6 separate regions of the Homo sapiens genome follow, and regions 2, 3, 4, 5 and 6 are each linked to region 1. A link is a contact called in ENCODE Hi-C or POLR2A ChIA-PET data. All regions are on one chromosome and are shown on one strand. Each heading gives the region's core, a stretch centred on a gene start or an enhancer-like site at or near the end of the contact. The rest is flanking DNA. Distances are from core to core; before and after follow the strand shown. Region 1 holds the start of ZFAS1 (ZNFX1 antisense RNA 1). Region 2 holds the start of LINC01754 (long intergenic non-protein coding RNA 1754). Region 3 holds the start of BCAS4 (breast carcinoma amplified sequence 4). Region 4 holds the start of PARD6B (par-6 family cell polarity regulator beta). Region 5 overlaps PTPN1 (protein tyrosine phosphatase non-receptor type 1). Region 6 has its middle 17 kb from the start of LINC01271.

What was found. Hi-C counts contacts between places; a loop is a spot of excess contacts on that map. ChIA-PET counts read pairs that join two places held with the same protein, here RNA polymerase II (POLR2A). Pooled maps may share reads with other maps.
Region 2: a loop to region 1 is called in a pooled map, with 12 times the contacts of the local background. The contact joins the promoter of LINC01754 here to the promoter of ZFAS1 in region 1. A Hi-C loop is called at or near these places in 2 of 37 single-sample maps with no recorded cell type and 4 of 50 pooled maps. POLR2A ChIA-PET finds 5 or more read pairs at or near these places in 1 of 52 experiments (A673).
Region 3: a loop to region 1 is called in a map with no recorded cell type, with 12 times the contacts of the local background. The contact joins the promoter of BCAS4 here to the promoter of ZFAS1 in region 1. A Hi-C loop is called at or near these places in 1 of 37 single-sample maps with no recorded cell type and 5 of 50 pooled maps. POLR2A ChIA-PET finds 5 or more read pairs at or near these places in 2 of 52 experiments (CD8-positive, alpha-beta memory T cell and activated CD4-positive, alpha-beta T cell).
Region 4: a pooled map shows a loop between it and region 1 (20-fold over the local background). The contact joins the promoter of PARD6B here to the promoter of ZFAS1 in region 1. A Hi-C loop is called at or near these places in 6 of 50 pooled maps.
Region 5: a loop to region 1 is called in a pooled map, with 26 times the contacts of the local background. The contact joins the enhancer-like site here to the promoter of ZFAS1 in region 1. A Hi-C loop is called at or near these places in 3 of 50 pooled maps. POLR2A ChIA-PET finds 5 or more read pairs at or near these places in 3 of 52 experiments (GM12878, OCI-LY7 and activated T-cell).
Region 6: a pooled map shows a loop between it and region 1 (5-fold over the local background). The contact joins the enhancer-like site here to the promoter of ZFAS1 in region 1. A Hi-C loop is called at or near these places in 2 of 50 pooled maps. POLR2A ChIA-PET finds 5 or more read pairs at or near these places in 2 of 52 experiments (AG04450 and activated CD4-positive, alpha-beta T cell).

What each region holds. Positions count from the first base shown.
Region 1 is chr20:49,276,794-49,279,654 of GRCh38, reverse strand. It overlaps ZFAS1 (ZNFX1 antisense RNA 1), which reads right to left and starts at 1,477. Exons shown (of 4, transcript NR_036658.2): 1 at 939-1,477; 2 at 447-551. It overlaps ZNFX1 (zinc finger NFX1-type containing 1), which reads left to right and starts at 1,598. Exons shown (of 14, transcript NM_021035.3): 1 at 1,598-1,634. SNORD12C (small nucleolar RNA, C/D box 12C) reads right to left here and starts at 710; the gene lies at 632-710. RefSeq lists enhancers at 894-1,093, 969-1,263, 1,021-1,521, 1,522-2,022, 2,364-2,423 and silencers at 1,184-1,543, 1,594-1,823.
Region 2 is chr20:47,410,660-47,413,520 of GRCh38, reverse strand. It overlaps LINC01754 (long intergenic non-protein coding RNA 1754), which reads left to right and starts at 1,377. Exons shown (of 3, transcript NR_146496.1): 1 at 1,377-1,451. RefSeq lists an enhancer at 567-726.
Region 3 is chr20:50,793,676-50,796,536 of GRCh38, reverse strand. It overlaps BCAS4 (breast carcinoma amplified sequence 4), which reads right to left and starts at 1,476. Exons shown (of 5, transcript NM_198799.4): 1 at 1,364-1,476. The coding sequence starts at 1,453. RefSeq lists a silencer at 924-1,743.
Region 4 is chr20:50,730,060-50,732,920 of GRCh38, reverse strand. It overlaps PARD6B (par-6 family cell polarity regulator beta), which reads right to left and starts at 1,341. Exons shown (of 3, transcript NM_032521.3): 1 at 1,069-1,341. The coding sequence starts at 1,134. RefSeq lists silencers at 899-1,688, 1,789-1,998 and an enhancer at 2,189-2,238.
Region 5 is chr20:50,540,397-50,543,257 of GRCh38, reverse strand. All of the region lies in intron 1 of PTPN1 (protein tyrosine phosphatase non-receptor type 1), which reads right to left. Among named protein-coding and RNA genes, the nearest start is that of PTPN1, 31 kb to the right of the region's middle. RefSeq lists enhancers at 1,207-1,256, 1,176-1,676, 1,677-2,177, 1,524-2,723. Within about 2 kb of position 1,482, at least 11 of the 41 ENCODE cell types and tissues checked have a DNase peak (open chromatin) inside an H3K27ac peak, as active enhancers do; they include GM12878, where a contact is called at or near this core.
Region 6 is chr20:50,337,216-50,340,076 of GRCh38, reverse strand. No RefSeq gene overlaps it. Among named protein-coding and RNA genes, the nearest start is that of LINC01271, 17 kb to the right of the region's middle. RefSeq lists an enhancer at 764-963. Within about 2 kb of position 1,441, at least 14 of the 41 ENCODE cell types and tissues checked have a DNase peak (open chromatin) inside an H3K27ac peak, as active enhancers do.

The DNA of each region.
Region 1 (2,861 bases), core at 228-2,727:
AGAACATGTTTTTCTTTTTTTTTTTTTTTTGAGACGGAGTCTGGCTCTGTTGCCCCGACTGTAGGGCAGTGGCGCAATCTCAACTCACTACAACCTCCGCCGCCCGGGTTCGGGCAATTCTCCTGCCTCAGCCTTGTGAGTTGCTGGGATTACAGGCGCGTACCACCACGCCCAGCTAATTTCTGTATTTTTAATAGAGTCAGGGTTTCACCATGTTGGCCAGGCTGGTCTCCAAATCTTGACCTCAGGTGACCCATCTGCCTTGGCCTCCCCAAGTGCTGGGGTTACAGGCGTCAGCCACAGCGCCCGGCCGTCAGAACACTTTTTTAAATACCTAATAAATGCTCGATAGAAAGTGCTTTGTTAAATCCCACGTTTTCCTAGAAAACTAAAGCTTCTCAAAGCACGTGTTTTCTACAGTAGACCCATAGGAGACAAAGACTTACTCGTCAGGAGATCGAAGGTTGTAGATGTCTGCACGTGGCTTCCTTGGAGGTCCAGTGGTGACTCCCTCTTCCAAAATCCATTCTGTACCCGCTGGCTGCTCTAACCTGTGAACCAACAAATAAAGGGCGTTAACCGCCATCTTCCCACGGTCAGAAACGAACAAGGCCGGGCCTTTTGAGGCCGATGTATCAGAACTAACTGGCAAAATATAAGACGTCAGCATTGTCGATCTGATGGGGAAAAAAGTGAAGTCATCATTTACACCAGCCAAGGGCTTCTCAGGCCCGTGCAGAAGGCAGTGGCTTTTCCAGCTCCAGAAACTCATTTCTCCCACGCCCTTAAGGCCTATTTGGGGTCAGAGACGGAGAAGCCACGAGAAGGAGATTAGGGCTGGCCGCAGAGACGACGGCACAAAGAAGGGAAGGGAGGACCAGAGGTCTCCAACGAAGAACATGGAGTTTCCACTCACCACACACAAAACGGGAACTTACGGGCAGGACAATAGCGTATGAAGCCTGACTGCAACTAGGAGAAGTACCACACTCCGGGCACCGCAGACGCGAAAGAACGAATGGCTTCCTGAACCTCCCTTATATAACCAAAGATGGCTTTCGCACCTGCGCACTGGACCCGAAACGCTCTCTTTCCCGCCCGCTCCGCGCGCGTCGCTCTGGGAAATGTAGTCTCGAGCAGCACAGCCCGAGGCGCTCTAGTAGTTGTCCAGGCCGCGTCTAGCCCCGCCCCCTTCCCTCTACACGCCGGGCCACCCGGGCTTGTCCGCTTCCTCGCCATGTCGCGCTTCACACGCACCAAACCGCTCGACGGGTTCCCCTTCCTCTGGGGCCGGCTGAGGCCCGCAAAGGCCTTGGGCGCAGTCATCTCCCGCCCCCCGCGGTCCGCTCCCCTCAGCCGCGCCCGCCTGAGCCCGCCGGCTCCGCCGCCGGGGGGAGCTGAGGTGACGCCCTCCTCGAGGGCGGAGGCGCCGGCCGTGCCTGGGCCAGGCCCTCGTGCTCTCCACCCTGGGCCCCCGCCTCCTCCTTCTCCTCCTCTGGGCCGCCCGCCCGGCTCCGCCCAGGGTCTGCGGGGAACGGAAACCGAAAGTGCGCGGCGCCGGGCGGGGCCACCGACCTGCCTGGGCCGAAGCCCCAGCACTCGCCGGCGGCAGTGAAAGGACGCGCCGGAGCCGGGTGAGTGGCCCCGCAACTGCCCCTGCCCCTGATTCTTCCTTGCCTCGCCGCGAACCCCGGCGCCCGCGCCGACCCGCCACTGCCTCTGCCCGTAAGACCTGTCACCCTCTCAAGCCCCCAACGCACCCGTCACCCGCTCAGAGCCCCTGGCCCCTCAGCGCCCCGTCGCCCCCTCAATCCCCAGACCCCCATCACCCACTCAGAGCCTTGTCACCTCTTTGGCCCCCAGCGGCATCAGCACCCACTCAGAGCGCCTCTCAGCGCCCCGTCTCCCCCTCAGACCCCAGACCTCCATCGCCTACTCAGCGCCCCGTCACCCACTCAGCCCCTGGCCCATCTCAGCGCCCCGTCGCCCCTTCGGCTCCCCTGTACTCTCTTTAGTGTCCCCATCCCCTCAGCTGGCCCGTCGCTCTCCCCAGCACCCCCGACACCGTCACCGCTTCTGCCCTCAGCACTTCGATCTCCTCTGCCCCTACCCCTGTCTGTGCCCTCCCTTCTGCCACTCGCACCCCCCTCATTCCTCCGGCCTCACCTCCTGTCACCTTATCAATCCCCCTCTTCTACAGAGCACCTCGGCACCCCCTTCAGCCTGCTCCCTGCCCCCACCCCGCCGCCTCCGTCCTCAGCAAGCACCCCCTGGTGCTCGCTACCACCCTCTCCCCAAGGCCCCCATAACCCCGCCACCTCACAGCCTTGGCGCTCCCTGACCCCATAACATTTCCATTAGGGACCGTGGGCTCCCTGGGTCAGGGATTCCCCAGGACCCTGGAGACTTCCCCCAAACCCAGCTCTGCCTCCGACCTCAGCCTCCTGCGTCCCACTCTGGTGATGACTAGCCCCTCTCATTCTGACTCCAGGCCAGCTTGATCATCACTGATTTTCTTCTTCGTGCCCTTTAGGCCTTGATTCCCCCCACCAAAAAAAAACACTTCAGTCTGTTTTCGATCCCAGCATTTCCTGTTCATGTCTACTCCTCCCTTCCTTCCCTTGCCTTTTTTTTAACATCTTTTTTTCTTTTCTTCCGTTTCTTTTAAATTTTCTGGAGTTTCTATTTTAGCATTTTTCAACAAGGGGAAGAAGGAATTTTCCCCTCGGAGAATTGAAAATAAACAAACAAACTCTAAATACTGAGCCTGCGCCAGGAGGGCTGGGTTTGATAAGATGAGGGAGGGGACTCACCAGAGATATTCCCAGGGGGAAGAAAAGAGACTCCTTTTTCAGATGAGG
Region 2 (2,861 bases), core at 128-2,627, 1.9 Mb after region 1:
GGTGCCTCAACTGCCTCTGTTCAACAGGAGACACATGAGCCAGCATTGTGTTTGAGCTGGCTCGAACTAGCTCACTAGAGCTGATGGGACATGACAAGAGTTCTGTAAACCGGTTGACACTACATTGGTAATTGAAATCGGCTATGGTTTCAAGCTAATGGGGGTACTTACATCATAGAAATCAGGAAACACTACAAATCAAAACTTTTATTTTCTCAAAAAGACTATTGTTAGACATTTATCAACACACCACTGCGTTTAGCTCAGATCTGGTCAATCAGAGGGCCACAGCTTCCTGGCCGTAGAGCAGGACTGGGCACAGAACTCAAGCAAGACCATGAAAGTCAGCTCAGGTGTTAGAAAGGATGCTCTGTTCTACTGGGGCTCCTGGACTGGTAGGATTAAGCCCACAGTTGTGAGAAGCCACTAATAGAGGATATAAGGTGTAAGGAACTAAAAGATGGTGAAAGTTCAAGTCCTGTTGACATTATTTGAGGCCCTTGATTCAGCATTGCCTAAAACTAGAATGTCCCCTGTGCTACAAGCCAGTACATGTACTACATTCTCTTTCTAGCATATACTGCTGGTGCCCTATAGCAAATCCCCTTGGCCTGCTTCTGAGATTAGCTACAACTATGATGGACAGGCTGGCAGCTCCCACCTCACACACACATCTGTTTCTCTTCTTCTTCTTCTTCTTTTTTGAGAGAGTCTCACTCTGTCACCCAAGCTAAACTGTAGTGGCGTGATCTCAGCTCACTGCAACTTCCGCCTCCTGGGCTCAGGTGATCCTCCCACACTAGTCTCTTTTTTATTATTTTGAGATGGAGTCTCATTCTGTTGCATAGGCTGGAGGGCAGTGGGGTGATCTCGGCTCACTGACACCTCCACCTCCCAGGTTCAAGTGATTCTCCTAACTCAGCCTCCCAAGTAGCTGAGATTACAGGTGCAAGCCACCACGCCCAGCTAATTTTTGTATTTTTAGTAGAGATGGGGTTTTGCCATGTTGGCCAGCCTGGTCTTGAACTCCTGACCTCAAGTAATCCACTTGCCTCAGCCTCCCAAAGTGCTGGGTTTACAGGCATGAGCCACCGCATCTGACTGTTTTTCTTTTCTCTTGAGGCAAAGTCTTGCTCTGTTGCCCAGGCTGCTGGCAGTGGCATGATCACAGCTCACTGCAGCCTCAACCTCCTAGACTCGAGCAATTTTCTCACTTCAGCCTCCTGAGTTGCTGGGACCACAGGTGCACGCACCACCCCCTGGCTTTTATTTTTTTATTTTTTTTATTTTTTGGCAGAGACAGTGTCGCCTTATGTTGCCCAGGCTGAACACCTGTGTCTCTTAACCTAAGAGCTGTCTCCAGCACAGGATGCAAGACAGCCCCAAAAAAGTGTTAGGGACTTAAAGCCACCAGAAGCTTTTCTTAACCAATGGAATACAGGAGTCAATGGGTAAGTACCCCAGCTTCTCAGTTCCCTGGAGGGACAATTGTGATTTGGGGTTTTTTGGGTTTTTTTCCTACCTACATCAAAAAAGGAATGCAGAAAATATGTCCACCATATATTCTACAGCTCAGGGAATTTTTTTTTAAGACTGGATGAGGGCCAGGCGCGGTGGCTCACGCCTGTAATCCCAGCACTTTGGGAGGCCGAGGCGGGCGGATCACAAGGTCAGGAGATCAAGACCATCCTGGCTAACACGGTGAAACCCCGTCTCTACTAAAAAAAAATACAAAAAATTAGCCGGGTGTGGTGGTGGGTGCCTGTAGTCCTAGCTACTCGGGAGGTTGAGGCAAGAGAATGGCATGAACCCGGGAGGCAGAGCTTGCAGTGAGCTGAGATCACGCCACTGCACTCCAGCCTGGGCGACAGAGTGAGACTCCATCTCAAAAAAAAAAAAAAAAAAAAAAGACTGGATGAGGCTCTCTAACCCAGATGCATACCAGGTTTTGAGGCTCAGAGCTTAGTGAAACTAAGCCTTGTGTCCCACAAAATTCTGATGCTCATGCAAGAAATATCCAACTGGGGAGGATACTCTGTCCGTGGACTGATTTGCCCAGGCACAAATTCAGGCTGAAAATAGCAAACTAAAGTTAGCCGAGATGTTCTGCCTTGTGGCCTCCTTCAGGAACATCCTGTCCAGAGGAAAGGATATTTAAGGAGAAAGGAAGCAGCACAAGTTCGACTCAGCCAAGAAACAGAGGAAGGACATCCCAAGCACGAAGTGGGGCACCAGTCTGTGTTCCAGCGAGAGGTGGGGGATAAACAACCATGAAACATCTACTGTGTGTGTGTATTCATGTATTTTACAGATATTCTCTTCTCTCACTTTGTCCTTTATGTTTTTAATTTTCCTTAAACTTCTTGTTCTCTCTGTTCACTTACACATTGGTTTTTGTTTGTTTGTTTGTTTGTTTGTTTGTTTGTTTTGGGACGGAGTCTTGCTCTGTCGCCCAGGCTGAAGTGCAGTGGCATGATATCAGCTCACTGCAACCTCTGCCTCCGAGGTTCAAGTGATTCTTCTGCCTCAGCCTCTCAAGTAGCTGGGATTACAGGTGCCTGCCACTACACCTGGCCAATTTTTGTATTTTTAGTAGAGATGGGGTTTCACCATGTTGGCCAGGCTGTTCTCCAACTCCTGACCTCAAGTGATCCGCCCACCTTGGCCTCCCAAAGTGCTGGGATTACAGGCATGAGCCACTGCACCCAGCTTACTGATCTGATCGTGGAAGCACAGTTGGTCAGTGCATTTTGCTACAATGATTTGGGGTTTGTATTTGGAGACTCATTTGCAAGAAATATAGGCACATCCTAAACTAGCCTGAACAAAAAGTTTGGAGGACATCAGGTGAACCTGAACCC
Region 3 (2,861 bases), core at 227-2,726, 1.5 Mb before region 1:
GTGACAGAGCAAGACTCCATCTCAAAAAAAAAAAAAAAAAAAAAAAAAATATATATATATATATATATATATATATATATATATGGAGAAAAAGAAAAAGAAAAAAGAGAAAACTCATATATATGTATATATATATATATGGAAAGATATTTTATGGTTTTTTTTTTTGAGAGGGAGTTTTGCTCTTGTTGCCCAGGCTGGAATGCAATGGCTGATCTCAGCTCACTGCAGCCTCCGCCTCCCAGGTTCAAGCGATCCTCCTGCCTCAGCCTCCCAAGTAGCTGGGATTACACACCCGGCTAATTTTTGTATTTTTAGTAGAGACGGGGTTTCACCATGTTGGTCAGGCTGGTCTCGAGCTCCTGACCTCAGGTGATCCACCCGTCTCGGCCTCCCAGTAGTGCTGGGATTACAAGCGTGAGCCACCAGGCCTGGCGAGATAGATTTTTTTTTAAATGTCTCACTCTGTCGCCCAGGCTGGAGTGCAGTGGCATGATCAAGCCTCACTGCAGCCTCACTCTTCCCCGTCCCCTATCCCCATCCCAAGCAATCCTCCTGCCTCAGCCTCCCAGAATGCTGGGACCACTGGCATGAGCCAATACTCTGCCTAGGCAGATACAGATATCTACATTTGTAAATGCATTTTAAATGTCCGGAATGATTTATACCAAACAGTTAATGCTGGTTTTCTAAGAAAACTAGAATTGGGGTGGGAGAGAAAAGAGAAAGGGGTGCATAGCCTTTATGTTAAATACTCCTGTACTGCTTTTGTGGTTTAAAAAGAGAATGGGTTGAATTTCTGACCGTAAATAACTCCTAGTGAACTCAGACAAATAACTTTTTCACAACAGCGTCGACAGATGCCTCCAGCCGGAAGGTAGAGGGTCTCGTTTTAGATCTGCTTTTCACTTGGTGCTTTTAAAATAGAAAGCGCAGACAGAGGCGTGGTGTTTTCGCTCCGAGCTGCAGCAGCGCAGCGCGGCCCGCACAGCCGCAGCCTGAGGCGCCGCTCGGCCCGGGCACCGCTCGGAGGTAGCCGGGGCAGCAGAGGTCCCGGGGTCCGCCTCTCCCAGGGCCGGCCTGGCAAAGGGCGGCGCCTGAGGACCCGGCGGATGCTGGGGGACCCGGGTGGGGAGGGAAAGCGAGCCTGGGCCTCCGGGGCCCGGTGTCGCCCGGAGGAGCGAGCAGGGACGACCCGCTGCACATCTCTGCGTGGCGCCCCGCAGCCACCCTTCAGGAAGGGGGGAATCCCCGGGCCCCCCACTCCGGGAGCGAGAGGATGCTCCGGGGAAGCCGAGGGTCCGGAGCCCGGACCCCTAACCGCGAGAACCCTCTCCTCCAACTCCACAGCCCCGTCCCCTACCTCGGCCCCAGGCTCGGGGGTCAGGAAGAGCGCGAGCTCGCGCGCCCCGCTGCGCATGGGCTCCGGCTGATCAGCGTCCACGAGCAGCATCAGGAGGGCGACGGGGTCCGGCTGGCGGAGGCTGCCTGGGAGCCCGTGGTTGCGCCCGGGCCTCGGAGCCCCGCCCCCGGTCCGCTGCATGCCCCGCGGACCGCCTGGCGGAGGCGGGGCAGGTGCGCTCCCGGCGGTCGCGGCTCGCAGCTCCAGGAGCGCCGGGCCGAGCGGGCAGCGCCACCCAGTGGCGAGCGGCGCGCGCTGCGCCCGCCCCCGCAGCACCTGGGCATCAGTGCTTTGCAAACTCGCTTGCAGATGGCAGTCACCTGGAGCTCTTTTAGAATTTCCCAAGCCTGGACCACACCGTCTCTGGGTTAAGACCTGGGCATCAGGATCTTTTGATGTTTGTTAGGTGGTTCCAACCAGATTGTTGACCCAAAGCTAAATTTGAGAACTATTGGGGCAAGCCACCCCTCCCCATCGGAATCCCGGTAGAGTACAGGCTCCCGGCCCCGGACCCGGCCGTAAAATAGAATCCCCGGGAAGCTTTTAAAAGCCCGGAAGCCAGGCCTCGCACCAGGCCGATTAAGTTGGAATCCTTCGGAGTGGGGCTTGGGCATCGGTAGTTTCTAAAACTCCCCGGGTGATTCTAACGGGCGTCCGGGTTAGAGAGGCGCTAGCTTAGAGGAAGCCCAAAGCCGCCCGCCCCCCACCCGTTCCCATCCTACTAAAGCATCTAGTTTGCATCGGGCGGAGGGTCCTGGAATTTAGGGAAGGCCGAGTGTGACGGTCCTCGTCTTCCTCTTCGGTGCGGATTTTAAAATAAACTTCACCAGGAAACTATTGAGCGCACTACATTTCACAACCGCACCCACTCCCTCCATGCCCTCGGAGGCCGGCCTAGATAGACCCTTTACAAGCCTTGGGGCTGAAGAGAGCGAGGTGCGCCTCATCTCCCACCCCAACAGTGCTAATGAGGAAAGTACTAAAAGGCAAATAGGTATAAGACAAGTCTGAAGTTTTGATTTTTCGTTTGATGACTTATTTTTATTTTTAATTAATTAATTTTTTTTTTTTGGAGACGGAGTCTCGCTCTGTCGCCCAGGCTGGAGTGCAGTGGTGCGATTTCGGCTCACTGTAACTTCCACATTCCGGGTTCAAGCAATTCTCCCCCTCCCTCAGCCTCCCGAGTAGCTGGGATTACAGGCGCCTGTCACCACGCCCGACTAATTCTAATTTTTGTATTTTTTAGTAGAGACGGGGTTTCGCCATGTTGGCCAGGCTGCTCTCGAACTCCTGACCTCAGGTGAGCCACCTGCCTCGGCCTCCCAAAGTGCTAGGATTACAGGCGTGGGCCAGCGCCCCCTGCCTGCTGACTTTTCTTTAAATGTTAAATCGCCTCACAAAAAAAAAAAAAAAAAAAGGCTGAGCTGCTTGGGCAAACATAAGGAGACTCCATCTCTCT
Region 4 (2,861 bases), core at 92-2,591, 1.5 Mb before region 1:
TACTTTTTTTTTTTGAAATTGATATACTTTCAATTTTCTCCTTTTCTGTGTTTTGGCCTTCTCAATTCTATTTTAAATGTTCTCAGGGCCCAGCCAGTGTCCTGTTTTGTATTCTGCAATGTCTAGAAGTTATTAAAAAGGCATGAAGGCTTTGCAAAAAAACAGCTTGAGGAAGTCATAACCTTTCTAAGCCTCAGTCTTCTCAGAGAATTGGGCTAGATTATCTAAGCTCCTTTTAACTCTTCAACTCAAGAAACGCTTGCTGAAAGTGTTCCCTTGGCTGCCGATCACCTTCAAATTCCAGCTCAAAACCCCCTTTGGAAGGCATTCCCTAACTAATCCCTCCCTACAGACTACCCTGCTCACTGAGCCTTGAGATTTAGAAATTCAGTGAATACCGAAGTAATTATCAGCAGATTGGCATACCGTTGGTCAAGGGGAAAAGCACTTGATGTGAGTAGGTAGCAGGATGGAATGAAAAGAGCATCTAGAGTCAAACTGTAAAGTGCTACTCCAACGTAAGGTGATAGTACTAATTTTACAGATTAAATGCATACCAAAGTTAGTGCTAGAAAGAGCGCCAGCAGGAAGCAAAGCGAACTTTTAAAGGGCTGTTTAGTTCACTGGGCTCTCTCCTTCGCCACTCGATGCGCCCCTTAACCACAGAAAGTGGGAACAACGGGGTGGTCCAGGGCCCTTTACTCACAGCCCAGCAGGCAGGATTCTCCTACACCTTTTGAGCAGCCTCGCATTTCACTCAGTGTGCGCCATCCTTGGATATACCTTGGCCCCTACTCCCGTCCGTGAACACGGGAATGAGATTTACGGAATGAGATTAAATGCTGGACTAGGTCTTCTTCCTGCCCGGGCCAGGGGCGGACACTAGCGCCCCCTGACCCCCGCCACCCCCTCCTCGGCAAGTTTATTACCCACAGTCTCCCGACCGCACCGTCCAGACCCCGGGGCAGCTCAGCCCGTCGCCTCCCCCGGCGCTCCGAGCCTGGCCCGGCCTCTCCCAGGCCCCGGCCCCCCAGGCCCGCCGCTCCGCCCAGCCCGGGCCCCGCGCACCTTGCTCTTCACCTCCATAGTGCCCAGGCAGCCGCTGCCCGCCCCGTGCCGGTGGCTGCGGTTCATGCTGAACGCCGAGCCCCGCGACGGCCTCCTCCGGCCGGGCGGCCCCTCAGGAGCGCGGGGAGCGAGTGCGCGACTGGGGATCTCGGAAAGCGGTTGCGGCCCGGGCGCCTCCTCACAGGCACCTGCAGAGGGGGCGGCCGCAGCTCCGGCGTCCGCGCTGAGCTCCACTCCACCAGCTGCTCACACGGCGGGACCGAGGGTCGGACTGGTGGCGCGGCAGGCGGGGAAGCAGCTCCCTCCCTCCGGGCCCCGGCGGCGACGGCGACAGCGCTGGAGGAGAGGAGGGGGCGGAGCGGAGGCCACAAGCGCCGCAACCTCTCCCTCTGCCGCCTCCCCCGCGAGCCCGCGCGCGCGCACCCGAGCGGACCACAGCCGCGGCGCGTGCGCGCGCTCACCTGCAGCCCCCGAAGATGCCGCAATCCCTCGCGTTCCGCCCACACCCAATAGAAAGCGCGCACCTGCGCCCGCGGCGCCAACCAATCGATACACGCCTCGCGCGGTGCGTGGGCGGGCTGCCTCCTCAAAACCCCGCCTACCACCGCACGATTGGTCCTGCGCTACGAGGGAGGGGCGGGATCACCTGAAGCCATGGCCCTCCGCCCCGCTTCAGGCCGGAGAGCCAGAAGGCGCATGCGCGGGTGCTGGAGTTTCCGCCCCGGGAAGGCACGCGGGGAGGCCGGCCGGAAGCGCGAGCGCACCTGAAGAAGGGCTCGGCTGGGTGGGCCTTTTGCGCACGCGCGAGCGCGCGCCTGGTTGCCCGGCTCCGCCGGGGCTCGCGCCGCTTAGCGCGCGCCAGTCACACGCACGGTCCAGGGGATTGGATGCGCCGCCCGTCCGGTTGCCGAGGCGCTGCGGGGCTATTCGGTTCCAGCCGGGCCCCCTTCCCGCTTCCACTTTGGGATGCTGCAGCCCCCAACGACGCCCCTCCACCGCCCCTTATCGTTGCTTAGGCGTCCCGCTGCAACTCTTGGTTGCAAAATTCAAGTTTTCCCGCCTCTGCAGCGGTTGCTGGGGGAGAAGCTTAGGGCTCTCTTGGCTTCATTTTGTCCGAAGAGACTCTGCACGCCTTAAGTCCGTCAGGTCGAGAGGGAAGGAAAGTGGGCTGAGGCGCGGGAAGGCTCCTTGCAGGCCCAGCCTCCCTGAGGATTTCTAGTCCAGTCTTTCAGGGCTTTTTTTTTTTTTCTTTAAAAGTCTTCCTTTTCCCTCCTCCCGCCATTCCTTGGCCATTCGCTGTTTCTACAAATGACAGCCTCTAGGTTGTGTTCGTTTCCCGGAGTGACCAAGCTGTGTCCCAGAGCAACAAAACGCTGAATCCTCCTCTCTGAACGTCCCAGAGCCCGGCCTCTCTTCACACAGACCCTGTGGGTCATGGGGAGGAGAGGAGAAGACTGAAGCTTTTGGCTGGAGGAGATTCCCAGGTCCCAAGGTCTCCCTGTGGGACCCGGGAATCCAAGAGCTGTTGAAACCTGCAAGCCAGGAAGGGGGCAGGGGAATGGAGGTGGAGGGGAAGGTCCAACCTGAGATTTGGCAAGAAGAGTGGTTAGGGTACCTTCCTCCCCTCATCTCCCTGCCCACCTCGGAGGCCTCCTAACACTTGTACCCCTGTTGCCCAGCACTTGTTACAAGTTACAGGTTTCCCATTTTTGTGTGCATCTGAGTTTTGTGAGTAATCTGCCACCAGCCTAGAATGAAAGCTCCCGAAGGCGCAGGGACGGCTTGTGCTTTGC
Region 5 (2,861 bases), core at 233-2,732, 1.3 Mb before region 1:
AAAGAATGGGCAGGATGGCTCTGGTATAAACATTTCCCCCTTCCCCCATATTTATGTTGTGTATAAACTTGCAGTAAAATACAAGAAAATATTGAAAACATTAAATTGTTCCTGTTTATCATGTTCATAAGCAGATCTTTAAAACAAAGAAAGCATAGCTCTCCATGGCAGTTATCTGACTTCTAAACTCCAGGGGAAGCAAGTTGTATTTTATCAAATATATTTAATTAAGAAGCCATGTTCAGAGTACCTATTTCATATAATAGGCATAACAGAAAAATCTCAACAAATTAATATATCTTACCACTTCCTCAACATATTTAGTAAAATGGGATTTTAAAAAAGTATTCTTATCTCTTTCCTCTCTAGTCACAAGCCTTGGGCAACAGATGCAAGATCTTTTGGTCATCTGCCTTCTTAGAACGGAATACATAAAAAATAAATTGTCTATACAATGGAAGCAGGCAGTAAACCTTTGCTAATAACATATGATCAATTTTGAGAAGCTTTTGAAGGCTGAGGGATGCCAAATCCTTTCTTAAAAGGGCTTGCTCAATATCTCAAAGCCACAACTACAACTATATAGGAACCAAAATCCATATACCTATTGCTAGAAACAGATCCGGGGCCACTATTATTACATGAATAACTTAGGCCTTATAAACAACTATTGCAGAGATAATATCCTTTAAAGACATTACACAATTGGCTATACACTCTTCCTCCAAAGCTCATGAAATGACAACATCTAAGTTAGGTTAAGAGGAAAACAAAGCTTTCCCTAGGACCTGCAAAAATCAGGATGAACAAAGAACTTTAGGAACATTAAATCTAGTCAGATTTTCATGCAACAGCAGTACATAAACTCGGGGAAAAAAATCACTATTAGAATGTGTCTTTCCTACTGTGCTAAAAATCAATCTTCGCAAGATTACTCAAAGCAAACCATATAAAATTTCACTAAGATACATTCATCTTGTGCTCTTGTTTAAGAAGACAAGATAGCTAGAAGGCCAGAATTGTAAAACTCTTTTAAAGTAACTGGTTTTACCCAATCCCCTAGGTATATTAAGGCAATATGATGCCAAAGCCAAGTTTTAAGGATCACCTTCAGAGTGAAGACCACATTGTACTTGCAGCCAATTTTTGTCCTTGCATTTCAAGTTATGCCAAGTGTTGATGGGTCAGGTAGTAATGTCATGGTCCCTGTCCTCAATGAGTTCCCACTGTGGCCACAAATAGTGTTGAGTAGAAAGTACTGATCAGAGGGGAAGTCTATTCTACAGGAAGAAGGGAAAAACATCAAGGTTGGCTAGTAAAAACGAGAGTAGCAAATTTAGGAGTAATTGCAGAGCAGTCACATCTGGTGCAAAGGAAAGAGGAAGCTTCCAGGCACCACTGACCTGCTACCTCTCCTTGCCGACTTTGGTTGGCCTCAATGGGTGGTAATAAATCATACAGCTATGTCCAAGCTGCTTCCCCTAGTCTGTTCCGGCACTGTTGCTTCAAAGGAAACCTCAGCAATGAGGGCCAGGGTGGAGAAGGGACGGCCATTCTGAGGCTAGAGCAACCTCAGAAGCCTGCTGCTTGTGTCACTCTGCAGGTTCTTGCCATCACACAAAAGGTCAGAAAGGAGAGAGGAAGCTCACGCCATACTACGATGACCTGCGACCGGGTCTGGTTTGCCCAGGCTCTTAGAAAGGAACATGGGACACATGTACAACTGTTAAACATCTTGCCACTGTTCACCAAGCCTGGAGAGGCTTCCCAGAAGAGATGACAGAAGAGCTGTCCCGTACATCTCAAAGGAGCCGACACTCGTAGGTCTAGCTTGGTCATCAGCACAGCACAATTATGCAGACATTGGGCTCTCCATAAGGATTTACTGAATGAGTGTGCCAAACCGGTCAGAAAGAACCAAGGTGAAAGCAGTGGATTTGGATTGAGAAAATAGACATAGCATGATGATGACGATGGCAAACAAAATAAGAACCGCATAAGAAAGTACCAGTGACCAAGTCAACTTTGAGAACTTTCTCTGTTCTCTCCCTTGACCTCCTTAACAGAAGGCTCATGGGGCATTTTCTAGCAGTGAGTAATTTCCTGCTGATATCCAGGGAATGCTGGGTGTTGAGAGAAACATTTCTCGGAAGAATGTGCCTCTTCACCTCTACTTCTCCTGCAGGTCGCACTGTTTTCTGATGTGGTACATTCCTGAGACGGAATGTAGTACATTCTATCTGACACAGAATCTAGGCTCCCCACAGCCTCCTTGCAAACTAGGGACTGAGCAGGTGGATGGCTAGGATATCAAGAAGGTTTTCACATGGAGCCCTGAAACAAGCCAGATAGAGACCTAGTATAATCCACAGCATTCCCAGTGGCAGGAGGACCCAATCAAGACACAACAGAACTCTCTGTGCAAACACTATTCAGGCAGGGGTGGCAAGCACTGTCTTCCCAGCTCCCTGTGCCTCGAAGAGCTCACCATGATGATTAGCTCCCTAGAGGCTGGACTCTTGAGTACTTGGCAGGCTGATGGGCACCTCTGCTGAACCCTGGACGGTAGCAGCTTATTTCCTGGATATTTTGCCTTTCTACCTGAGTCCAAAGTATAGGTGGTACTTGCTCCTCCAATCCCTGAGTGACATGGTTTGTAGTTTTGCCCCCTCCAAATCTCACGTTGAAATGTGATCCCCAATGTTAAAAATGGACCTAGTAGGAGGTGTCTGGGTCACGGGGCCAGATCCTTCATGAACGGCTTGATGCCGTCCTCATGGTAATGAGTTATCACTCTATGAGTTCATGTAAGAGCTGGTTGTTTAAAAAAGCCTGGCACCACCCCCTTCTCTCTCATAATT
Region 6 (2,861 bases), core at 192-2,691, 1.1 Mb before region 1:
GGAGGCATGTGTCTGTAGTCCTACCTATCTGGGAGGCTGAGGTGAGAGGATGACTTGAGCCCAGGAGGTTGAGGCTGTAGTGAGATGTGTTGGCACCACTGCACTCCAGCCTGGGTGACAAAGTGAGACCCTGTCTTAAAAAAAAAAAAAAAAAAAGAGACAGAGAGAGAGAGATGAGGTTATAAGGGAAGCATGGGAAAGATCTTGTAGGGCCTGGTAGGCCACAGAGATCTTTGACTTTCTGCCAAGTGAGGTGGGAGCCGTGGGAGGGTTTTGAGCACAGGAAGGTCATGTCCTGACCTCCTATACTCATCCTCATCTTAAAGGTGAGGAAACTGAGTCTCAGAGAGGTGAAGTTACCCACCCAAGGTCACACAGCCAGCAAGTGGCAGAGCTGGAGTTTGCCCCCACATCCCTGTGGCTCCCAAAGCCAGCCTCTTCCCATCCCATCAGCTGCCTCTGTGTCTGGCGTGAGTCAGGAGGCTGGATTGCTGGGAGGGGGAGAGCTTTTTAGAGCTGCTTTTTGGAGCCTCCTGGCTCTGCCTGGCACATCCCCTCCTTCCCCACCCATGCCTTCTCCCTTGCCCTCAGCCACCCCCAGCTGCCTGCGGTGAGTGCCTAACATTTAAGGCTATCCCCTCCCAAGTGCAGATTGGATTTTTTTCTTTCCATAAGTCCCCATTATGCCCCAGTAGACTGGATTTTGGGCAATAGAAAAAACGAGCCTAAAGAACTCCAGCGCTAATTGGGGGTGACAGGCAGGGGCTCGGGGCCTCTGGAGCAGCCTGGCTCTGTCTCTAATTTGCAGAGTGGCCAGGGTAAGTCCCTGGCTTCCAAAGTCATGCTTGTTTGAAGGACAATCACTTTCTTTTTCTTGTAAAAGGAAGATAAATTGTCAGCCTGTCGGTTTCATTATGAGCTCGTCCGCTGTCTTTCCAGTAACTGAGGGCGAGAGGCTGAGCCGCTGCCCAGAGGCTGCCTGTGAGGCCTTGGGGGCTGTGGTTGATGCCACCTGGCCTCCTTCGCATCACCTCCCTCTCAACACCCCTCCCACCCCCTCCAATAATTGTGGTATTTGGTTTTCCCTCAACACCAAATGTGAAACTCTCCTGGAGGGAGTGCAAAAGGAAGTCTGTGAATCTCTGAACTGTGGTTGAATGAAGGTATTCTTAGGCGCCTGCTTGCAAGGATGGTGAACTTCTGGTGCTAAAAGCAGAATTGCTTTTCAGTAAATGTTATTACTCAAAAGGAAGTTGTTACCACCACAGCCACCTCGAGCCTCTTCCAACTGCCACTCTGTCTGCCAGGCCAAGTGGGGAAAGGGTCTCTCAGTGGCTCCCAATGACCCCATCCAGCCCCCAGGGGAAGGTCTTGCTATCTCAGCTGACCCTGGAGGCCTGAAGCTGAAGTGCAAACAACCACAGTCTGCCTAGGCAGAGTATCTCAAGGTAGGGGCTGTTTGCTGACTCAGCATTTAAAAGTCCCAAAGCTTGAGTGATCTTGGCTGAGCTGGGCTGGAGCTACAGGTGGGGTTGGGGGCACACAAGAAAGCTGCCCGTTGGCTGCAAGGTTGGCTGTTTTTTGAGAGCTGTTGTCCATCTTGGCAATGCACCTTGCCTAACCCCTATTTCCTCTTCTCTAAAATGGAAAGGTGATCATACCTCAATGGAAAGAGCTAGCATATTGATTACTCTAGTAGATACTTAATAAGTGGTGAGGTTATTATCAACAGTGAAAATGATTCTGGATTTAAATCAGACAGACCAGGGCTCAGATCTCAGCTCTGCCACCTACTAGTTGCACAACCTTGGACAAGTCCATTCCCCTCACCAAGTCTCGGTTTTCTCTGGATCACGCAGGAGTGATTATAGCACCTACTGCTCAAAGTTGTTGGGAGAATTCCGTGAGCTGCAGCACGTAAGTCACAAGGCACACAATAGGTATGCAGTAGGCATGGGTTCCACTCCTGCTCCATTTTGCCTTACAGAGGATCACCCCCCAGGCTGTGTCCCCACCTGAGCAGTCCCAACCACAGGCTCCAGGTGGAGAGACACCCATGAAAGTTTGCACCCACCGGGGTCCAGAGGGCAGACAAGAAGCGACCAGGCCAAACTCAGGGGAGTGGAATGGACCACTCAGCAGACACTTCCCTGCAAGAAAGAAGTCAAAACAAACCCCCTGGCTGGTGAGACATGATCCCAATCTAGAGCTCTCAGAGGATGCTCTCGGGTCCAATCCTCTGCCTGCCTCTACCTGTAGCCTTTTCTACAGCCCGGAAAAGTGGCAATTTCATTTACTGGGCAGCCACTGCAAGTGAGCATTGTGCTCTGCATGTCTCATGAATCACGTCATCGTGTCCCCCCAGCAACCCCACGAGACAGTTCCTCTCATTGCTCAGCACCTGCAGGTGTGGAAACTGAGGCCCAAGGAGGTGAAGGGACTGGTAGCTGAGATTTGAACCCAGCCCATCCCATTGTCAAGTCACACACATAATCACCGCACTACTTCCGTTATCTGAGAACAGTGTGTCTGTGTTACCAAAGATATAATTATATTTAGTAGTGTCTGGGTATAGAAAATTGTATAATATATTCTTTTTAAAATGTATTCTTTTGAGATTATTATAGATTTACATGCAGTTGTAAGAAATAAACAGAGAGAGTCCATATACCCTTTCCAGTTTCCCCCAATGTTAACAGTCACAATAAAGATATTGACAGTGATATAGTCAAGATACAGACATTTCTATCACCACGAGGATCCCTCATTGCCCTTGTATAACCAAACCCATCTCCCACCCCCAACCCTGCCCCCGAGCCATGGCAACCACTAATCTGTTCTCCATTTCTATAATTGTGTGG